Linked DNA regions of Mus musculus: region 1 is linked to region 2. Evidence: chromatin contacts called from ENCODE POLR2A ChIA-PET data. All regions are on one chromosome and are shown on one strand. Each heading gives the region's core, a stretch centred on a gene start or an enhancer-like site at or near the end of the contact. The rest is flanking DNA. Distances are from core to core; before and after follow the strand shown. Region 1 holds the start of Iba57 (IBA57 homolog, iron-sulfur cluster assembly). Region 2 holds the start of Trim11 (tripartite motif-containing 11).

Region 1 (4,612 bases), core at 835-3,334, 190 kb after region 2:
GGGCAGGAAGAAAGATGGCAGACAGAGAGTGATAGCAAGCTGAGACTGAAGAAGGAGAAACGATTACAAAGAGCCAGAGAAGAGAAACTGCAGACCCAAGTCACTGAAGAGTCCAGGGAGCTGCCAATCAAACCTTCAGAGCCAAGGGTCTGAGACCCTGTGTAGAGGAGCAGTGACAACAGCTGGTATCAACAGCTAAGGAATCTCAACTTCCATAGCCCGTACAAGAGCTGTAACACTGGCTGCTGCCAAGACTAGAGGAATCCCTATATGAGGTCCACAAGACCTGTAAACACATGCAGGACCAAGGCTGAAGACGCTTAGGGTCTTTAACACGAGAGGGCAACTGCTTCTATACTAGCAACCACTGCCAATCACCATGAGGAATGGAAGCCACCAAAGACTAGCGCTTGAATCAACTCCAGCTGCCTATTGGTAACATGGAGAGATGATGGCGACCTGGAAACACAGGCAGATCCAAGGCTCCAGTATGGAGTCCATGCATGTTTTCTACAAAGGGCAATGACTGGCTTAGGCTTAAGGCCCTGAGTCACCACAGCCCGAACACTGCCTGGAAGACACCATCCCAGGGTTCACACAGAACTCTATATGCCAAAGCATCACAGTGGGTCTGGCCCATGGGTTGTCATTTGCTGACACAGTTCTAGATTCAGAGATTCACTAAGCGAAGTAATGTGGGAAAAGGATCTCTAGGAAGCACATCACTGTGGCCTTTCAGCACCTGGAGACAGGCACTCTAGATTTCCCCCCACAGAATGCAGACAACTACTGGATAGTGGTGCCATGGCTGTCAATTCTCATCCACCACTCTCATCCTGGAATAGCTACCCTCAGGGGTTCAGGAACTGTTCTCCAGATATGAGGATTCCCCATATACTCCCAATGAGCATCTAGGGGCTACTGAAGAGGCTCACCAAAAACCAACTTGGAAAGACACCGGGTAGCTGAGACAGGCAGCCAGGCCTGGACTTTGGTAGGAGTCAAGGGACAGCTCAGGGACAGGATAGGGAGGGCGGGTCTTCACATGCCTACTAGACAATGCTGAGACTTCACGACTTAGATCCTATAAAGGTGAGCAGCTGAAGACTCAATGCTATAGACGCAGGCCCTGCCCAGACTGGCCAGCAAACACTATTTACAGTCACAGTCAGGTCTGCTGTATAGATAATGAGACCATACAGGCAAACAGCTGGCACTGCAAAGAGGAACCAGAAATAAGGGAAAAACTGGATTCTCAGAACACTGGGACAATCTGTCACTGTGGAGAGGCTGTGCAGAGAGTGGCTTTTTGAATAAAGTCCCACGAACCAGCGAAATCTTTCTAAGAAGTGAGGAGGGAGGGACAAAGCTGAAGCACCCATCTTGAAAATAACTCCAGAAGCTTCTGACTTGACTGGTTGGGGTCCCAGGCACAACGCTCTGTGCAAGTAACTAGCGCAACCTGGATGCCTTCCATGGGACATCCGCCTCTAGGTGACCCCTTCCCTAAGTCTAGATTGTCCTCAGAAAGTCATTTCCAGAATAATCTAATTATGCCTCTTCCCAAGGGTGTCTAGCCAGTATTCCCTAGAAATCTTATCCTGGACATCCTTCCTGGGATTCTGGAGGTCTGCTCCCTCAGCACTCTAACGACCCTACTGCCCCGCCCTGCTGCCCCGCCCAAGCTCACCCATACAGAATGACGTCATAGAGCGTGCGTCCCTGCACATTCAGGAAATGGGCATACGCCGCACGCGCAGAGGGCTGAGCCGCGCCGGTCGGAGGCCCCGAAAGCGGCAGCTCATTGGTCGATAGTCCCAACAGGAAGGGTGCAGCGTCCGGGCCGCGCACGCGCACTAAGGCGCGCCCGTCCAGCCGGAAGCAAGTCCAGGCCACACCGTCCGCGGGGTTGCTGCCAAGAAGGCCAAAGCCACGGGCTAGGCAGTGACTCGCGGTCCCGCTCAGCCGCCAGTGCCAAGCTGGGCTTCTGCGCCCCACAGCCGCGCCCCGAAGCAGCGCCACCGCTGCCATCTTGGGCGCTAAGTGAAGGCGGGCACCACAGCGGCCCCGGGCGGCGGCGGCGGCGGCGGCGGCTGGCGACGCGCGTGCGTGGGGGGGAAAGTGGGCGGGACCTCAGCCAGTGGATGGGTGCGCAAGCCCAGATAAACACCAAGGCTAGAGCCACCCGGTGACCCTTTCCTTAGTTGGCTCCTGGTCAAACCGCTTGTGGTCGTGGTAAATAAGTAAACATGAAATCTGCCATCTTACCTCGGTCCTGGTGTGCAATCCCAGCCAGCCTCTCGGGGGGCAGAGGCAGGAGGATGCGTGTTCAAGACCTGCCTGTGCAACTTAAAATGAATATCCTGTCTCCGAATAAAAAGTTGAAGATAGATAGCTCAGTGGTAGAGCATTTCCTAGCAGGCAGGAAGCCATGGTTCCCATCCCCAGTACTGCCCAGAAAAAAAGGAGGAAAAAAGTTAGGCATTTCCTTGTTCACGGTTAAATACGAACAGTATAAAATGTATTATCTTCACCACTGTTACTTTGTTATTGCTATACTAAACATGACCAAAAGCAACTTGGGAAGAAAAGGGGTTCACTTCATTTGAAAACTCTCAGGTCACACCCACTTACAGAGAGAACTCAGGGCAGGAACTGAAGCAGAAGCCCTGGAAGAGGGCTCTTACCGGCCAGCTTCTGATGGCTTGTCCAGCCTGCTTTTTGATACGACCCAGGAGCACCTGTCCACAGTGAGCTGGGCCCTCTCACATCAGTCATTGATGTGATATAAGCCAAGACCTGTTTAGAGGCCAAGCTTATGGAGGCGTTTTCTGAATCTTCCCAGATATCGCTAGGCTTGTGGCAAGTTGATGAAAGCCAGCCAGCGAGACCACTTTTAGTGCATTTATATCGGCATTGTTCAAACGGCTGCGCAGCCCTCACTATCATCCAACTCCAGAACTTTTTATCTCCCAATCATCCAACTCCAGAACGTTGACTCCTCCCAGAACACACACTCAGCCGCTGGTGCCCACAGTTGGCTTTCTGCCCTTGTGGGTTGGAAGCCTCTGAGAACCAGTGCCTGTCCTCTTGCACCTGGCTCTCTTCATGGAGCACCCATCCTCAGTATAGCACGTATCAGAATTCCCTTCCCTTTTTAAGAATTGTATTTTATAGCTGGGCATGGTGGCACACACCTTTAATCCCAGCACTTGGGAGACAGAGGCAGGTGGATTTCTGAGTTTGAGGCCAGCCTGGTCTACAGAGTGAGTTCCAGGACAGCCAGGGCTATACAGAGAAATCCTGTATCGAAAAAAAATTTTTTTATTACGGTAATGCCTACCTTTCCCTATGTGCTGAGCTGGCAACGGGTACTTGGGAGGTCTCCAATTCTTGGAGCCAGGAAAAGTGTTGCTATGAAAACAACTACACGGATGTCTCTTTGAGTCCCTGTTCTTGGGTCTTTGGGGCATACTGGATCATATTGCTACCAGGGAAACTGGAGTTCCTTTTGTGTGTTCTTAGTCTTATTAACAAAAGAATTTCGAAATGGACTTGGAGCTTGGTAGTGGCGCATGCCTTTAACACCAGCATTGGCTGGGCAGAGGCAGGCAGGTCTCTGTAAGCCCTGGCTAGTCTACAGAGCTAGTATCAAGACAGTCAGGGATACACAAATAAGCCCTATCTTGTGGGAAGGGGAGAAGAAAATTAACAGTTGAGAGAAAAACCTACAAAGAAAGTAGATGTGTTGCATAGTTCTTTTATGTCAACTTGACACAGGCTAAAGTCATCTGAGAGGAAGGAACCGCAATTAAGAAAATGCCTCCATAAGATCTGGCTTTAGGCACGTCTGTATGGCATTTTCTTAATTAGTGATTGATGGAGGAGGGCCAGGCCCATTGTGAGTAGGGCCATCCCTGGGCTGCTTGTCCTGGATTCTATAAGAAAGCAGACTGAACAAACCATGCTTCGGAGCAAAGCCACTATGCAGCATCCCTCCCCTCCCCTCCCCTGCCCTCCTCTCCCCTCCCCTCCCCTCCCCTCCTCTCCCCTCCCCTCCCCTCCATGGCCTCTGCCTCAGCTCCTGGCTGGTGTTTGAGGTCCCCCCCCCAGACTTCCTTGAATGATAAATAACAATGTGGAAGTGTAAGCCCAATAACCCCTTTCCTCCCCAGCTTGTTTTTTGGTCATACTATTTTGTCATAGCAACAGAAACCCTGACAGGAATAGAAAGTCAGTAGGTAAGCAACACATTCCTACAGTTGCTTGGAGAACAGTCATGCCTTTTGCATTTAAATGAGGGTCACAGAAACAGAAAGCTCAGAGTATCAGGAGAAATGAGTTTATTAGGCTTTTGGCCAGAATCCAGACAGATAAAAAGAAGGAAAGGGAGAAAACATGCTTAGTGCTGGGCCCCAATCTAAGTTCAAAATGTTAACAGCTCAGGCCTGACTTCAAAGGAGACTTCATTCCAGGCTGTTGGATCCCAGTGTTTCGGGATTCTGAACAAAGAGACAGGATACCAAGATTTTTCAAAAGTAGTTTTTAATTATTCCAGCAGTTTCAGTGAAACTCTTGGATTTTTTTTTTTTTACTTATTTCGTGTTATTTT
Region 2 (4,573 bases), core at 33-2,532:
TATATGCTGATAACTATAGCAAAAATTATACAGACTCTAGATGCCCTGTGCCACTGAGTTCTTTCCATTTTTATCATAGAAGATATTTTCCCTTTAATCTCTATCTCCTTAAAAACTTCGATTTACCAACTTAAACTATATTTGTCTACGATGTTTTATATTTAGTCTCTTTCCTCTTTTATTGTTTTCAAACTTAATACCTTACCGGTTCAGAAGTTTGGGGCTTTTTAGTCCCATAGCCGCTGCGGGAAAATGTTCCTTTTGTTCTTTAGTGCGTCTGCAGGCTCCACAGACCAGCAAGTGTCTACGGTGGCTAACTTCAACCCCTCAGCTCAGTTCAGGAGGCTGCCCCCATTGTTTCCATCTTTCTGCAGGCCCTTCCGACCTGCTGCTCGAGAATGGCTTTAGGTCTTTACCTGCAGCCACCGGCTGAAAGCCAGGCCTATGTGCCCCAGCTCTGGATCGCAAACTGCGCTTGGTTCGTGCAGCTCTGAGAAGCTGCTCGCCTGCGGGCCACGCCAGAGGCTCGTGGCCGGCCGCTGCCTGACTCAGCAGCCGCGGGAGTGCTAGACCCGGGCCGCTGCAGACGCAGGCTGGAGTGCGTTCCGGCTCGCTACCCAGTTGCTTATAGACGGCCGCTCAAGCGCTCAGCCCGCCGCTACGGGAAATCTTACGGGAGAGAAGCCGTGCCTGGCTTTCTAGTTTAGCACTCGCTGTCCACAACTTTTCTAAGTTGCTGGCCCCAGCAACGTCAGATACACTCGCGGCAGAAGTTGTGGCCGCAGACGGTCACCACCATAAGCTTTGACTGTTTCCTGATTCGTGCATAATCATCCCGTTATTCTAAGTTCTGCCACACGTGGCTGGTTACCTGGTTCTCAGTTTTTGCTGCTATCTCCATCAGCGTTCTGGGGCCAAACTTGCGTCGGTGTCGATCCCGGCATCCACCCCGGCCCCTCTCTTTTCCAGGCATCACACCTTCTAATTTCCTGCCTAAGCTCACTGGCCATTGTATTGACCGGAGAAAGGTTTACACAGTGCACAAGAGATTAGCTACAGAACCCATGGCCAAAGTTTGCAGCATCCGGATCTTGGGGTGCGGGGACACCACCTGCGGAGACTTGTCACCGCAAGAGAGGCGAAAATGCGATCTCTTGCACTATAATTCGATTCCGACCCCGAGCCCCGATACACAGCGGCCAACCCAAGAACAAACGGGTTCTAAAAAATAATAAAAACTAGCTTCCTGCTTCCGCTGTGGTTTCTCTTCCGGCGGAAGTCTGAGAGCTTAGTGCCGGATGTACCCACTACCCAGGAGGCTGAGAGTGCCGCTACCTGCTCCTGGCCCGTTCCCACTGCGCTCTCGCGGCGGAGTTGCCCGATCCCGGTGCACCACGAAAAGCTCGATCCAGGCGCAGACGCCAGCACCATGGCTGCCCCAGACTTGTCCACCAACCTCCAGGAGGAGGCCACCTGCGCCATCTGCCTGGATTACTTCACCGACCCGGTGATGACCGACTGCGGCCACAACTTCTGCCGCGAGTGCATCCGACGTTGCTGGGGCCAGCCCGAGGGCCCATACGCGTGCCCCGAGTGTCGCGAGCTGTCGGCGCAGAGGAACCTACGGCCCAACCGCCCGCTCGCCAAAATGGCAGAAATGGCACGACGCCTGCACCCGCCTTCTCCGGTCCCGCAGGGCGTCTGTGCGGCGCACCGCGAGCCGCTGACCACCTTCTGCGGCGACGACCTCAGCCTGCTGTGCCCCATCTGCGAGCGTTCGGAGCACTGGACTCACCGGGTGAGACCGCTGCAGGAGGCGGCGGACGACCTCAAGGTGCGTTCCATTGGGTGCAGCCGGCCAGTGCCCGGTGCGAAGGGATGTCCCGTTACTGCCCTGCCCTGAGTTGAGGAAGTGTGAGTTACAGTTAACTTGATCCTGTGACGGGGTCGGGATTGTAGCCTGTCTTATTCCAGGATGAGATGCACGTGCATTCTGGGGAAAACCGGGTGTTGGTAGTCAGTCCAGACTCAGCTTGGAGAGCTTGTGAAGGGGCCCGCTGTCAGATCAACAGTTTGGCCTGTGTCAGAGTTGATACTCTGCCAGTGTGTCCCCATCACTGCATGAACTTGGGTGACCAGAATAAACCAGGCACCAAGTCTCCTTTACTTTGGACTTTAGCACAAAGGTGAACTTATAAACTTATAAACTTAAAAAGCTTATAAACAGAGATCGTCCCAGTAATTTTTCATTTCGTTTCGTCCATACCCGGTTTACCGATGATTGGTTGGCAGGTTTACCCCCCTGCCACCAAACCCCTTAATGGTGCTGAAAGAGACCCACATCTCTCCACGAATGACATGATAAGCCCTGAAGGGACAACACTAAAGCTGCTCTATTGCCAAAAAAGAAAACCTTTGTCCTCTGTCCTGTTAAGTTCACTGTCTGAACAACAGACAAGACAGATCAGCTTAAGTAACACTAAGTTTCTCTTGCATAGGGGTTCACACAAGAAAAGAGAAAGAAAAGCTCAGAGAAGCAGTTACCCTTAGGCCTTTTATCCCAAAAGGTGTGGAGTTACCAGAAAGAGACCTTGTGAAATAGGAAATGATTGTGAAATAGGAGGCTGATGGCAGAGAGGGTGTCTCCCTCCTGCAGAATGGATGCTCTGTCTTGCGTACGCTTAGGTATCTGTGGCTGTTCAGCACAGGAGCAGGTTTGGGTGTGGGGGACACAGCCTGCTTTCTGGTAACGCCAGGAAATGGGCAGATAGCTCTTCCCTGTGACCAGTGGGCCTGCAGTGAGCCATCCCTCCACTCACTAGAGTTTGGGAGGGGTTCTTTAGGCCATGCTGGCCTACGTGGTCCTGGTGACAAGTTCACTCTTTGGCTCTGGGGCCATGAGTGAGTAGTATCCAGAAGAGAACCAAAGAGACGGAGGAGGGATTACATCGGCAGGAACCAGGAGCTGAGGGGAGAGCAAGCCCAGGCCTATCCCAGGGCCTCCTGGGCTCCACTCCACTCTCACCACACCCAGGGTAGGAAGTCTGGGTCATTACCTAACCAGTGGTAGGGTTGCATGTGGCCAGAGCTCGAGGCCTTTGCCAAAGTGTGTGCAGGCTGCTGTTGCTTCACAGCTGTTTACAATACTGCTCCTGACTTAAGCATTGAAAATAGGGGCTGGCAAGATGGCTCGGGCGGTTGAAAGAGTGCACTGCTTCTCCAGATTTTCGGAGTTTAGTTCCCAGCACTCGGGTTCTGAGCAGCTCAGGGCTGCCTGTAACTCCAGCTGTAAGGGGATCTGACCTGTCTGGCCTCTACAGGCCTGGCTACTTAAGTGCACTTCCACTTGCTGACACTAATAAAAATTTTTGTTTTTTTTTTTTAAGTGAGAAAATGGCTGGGAGTGGTTTCTTAGCATGCACAAGGTCCAGGGTTACAGGAGAAAACGCTGGAAAGACTCGGGCAGAGCTCAGAACAGAGCCTGGAGGTGTACGTGATGGGGTGGGGGTGGGGGGCAGAGTGAGGGGTATGCCTGATGTTTCCAGAGTAAGGCAGCCTCTGGGATAGGCCTGTGGCTTCTCTGGCAGCTGCAAAAAAGTGGGAAAGGAAACTGGACCAGGTCCGACCTAAGAAAATACAGCCAGACCATGAGGGACTCTGAGGGAAGCTGCTGTGGGAAGAAGCCATATCTAGTTTGAACTCCCATGGTGCATTCCCCACTCTGTCTTACCGACAACTATGGTCCAAGGCCCTGGATGCTGTCCAAGCTCAAGGCATGTCTAGTAAGGGCCATTTCCTGGCTCAAAGGTGGCTCCCTTCTGGGTGTGTTCTCGTATTTCCAGAAGAAGGGGCGGGAACTCTCTAATCCCATCCAGAGAGCCTTACTCTCATGTCCCAGTCACCTTCCAAAAAGTCTAGCCCACCACCTGGTGGAATTTTGGGAGACTGGCTCAAGCAAGCCTTAGCCCCTGACATGCTGTGAGCCCTTGTGACCACAGATGGGAAGAAGAGGAGGGGACAGTGTCTTGAAGGGAGAAAAGCTGGGTCCTCAGTGCCAGCTTGTTAGTGTGTCCTATTGACAGAGCCTGGACATGCCCACTGAGCACAGAACAAACTGTCACTGCAGAGGTGAGCAGGGCTGGCTCGGGGCCATGGGGCTGAGAACCCAAAATGAGAAACCTCAACTATGATAGTTTATGAATTTGGGAAAGGGGAGGGGCGCTAGAAAGGATACTGCCAAATCAGGAGAATCCCTGCCAACTGGGGGGCGTTTTATCTACCATTGTCTGGACAGATTTCATTTGGTCCAATGGGGAGGTTGGGATTAGGAGGTCAGGAGGGGAAAGGCAGACTTCTGGGTCTGGGCCCCACCTATAGGGCCTGATGCCTCTTGGGATTCTCATGGCACCACCCGCTCTCCATCCCACCAGGGGAGGCTGGAGAAGTCACTGGAGCACCTACGGAAACAAATGGAGGACGCAATGCTGTTCCAAGCCCAGGCTGAGGAAACCTGTGCCTTGTGGCAGGCAGGTGCTGGGTCTCGGGTGAAGGAGGGAGTGTGGAGTCAGTGGCT

What was found. ChIA-PET counts read pairs that join two places held with the same protein, here RNA polymerase II (POLR2A).
Region 1: POLR2A ChIA-PET joins it to region 2 with 16 read pairs in Patski. The contact joins the promoter of Iba57 here to the promoter of Trim11 in region 2. POLR2A ChIA-PET finds 5 or more read pairs at or near these places in 2 of 5 experiments (Patski and embryonic stem cell).

The regions. Positions count from the first base shown.
Region 1 is chr11:59,161,661-59,166,272 of GRCm38, forward strand. It overlaps Iba57 (IBA57 homolog, iron-sulfur cluster assembly), which reads right to left and starts at 2,085. Exons shown (of 3, transcript NM_173785.6): 1 at 1,691-2,085. The coding sequence starts at 2,031.
Region 2 is chr11:58,976,811-58,981,383 of GRCm38, forward strand. It overlaps Trim11 (tripartite motif-containing 11), which reads left to right and starts at 1,283. Exons shown (of 6, transcript NM_053168.2): 1 at 1,283-1,834; 2 at 4,431-4,526. The coding sequence starts at 1,430.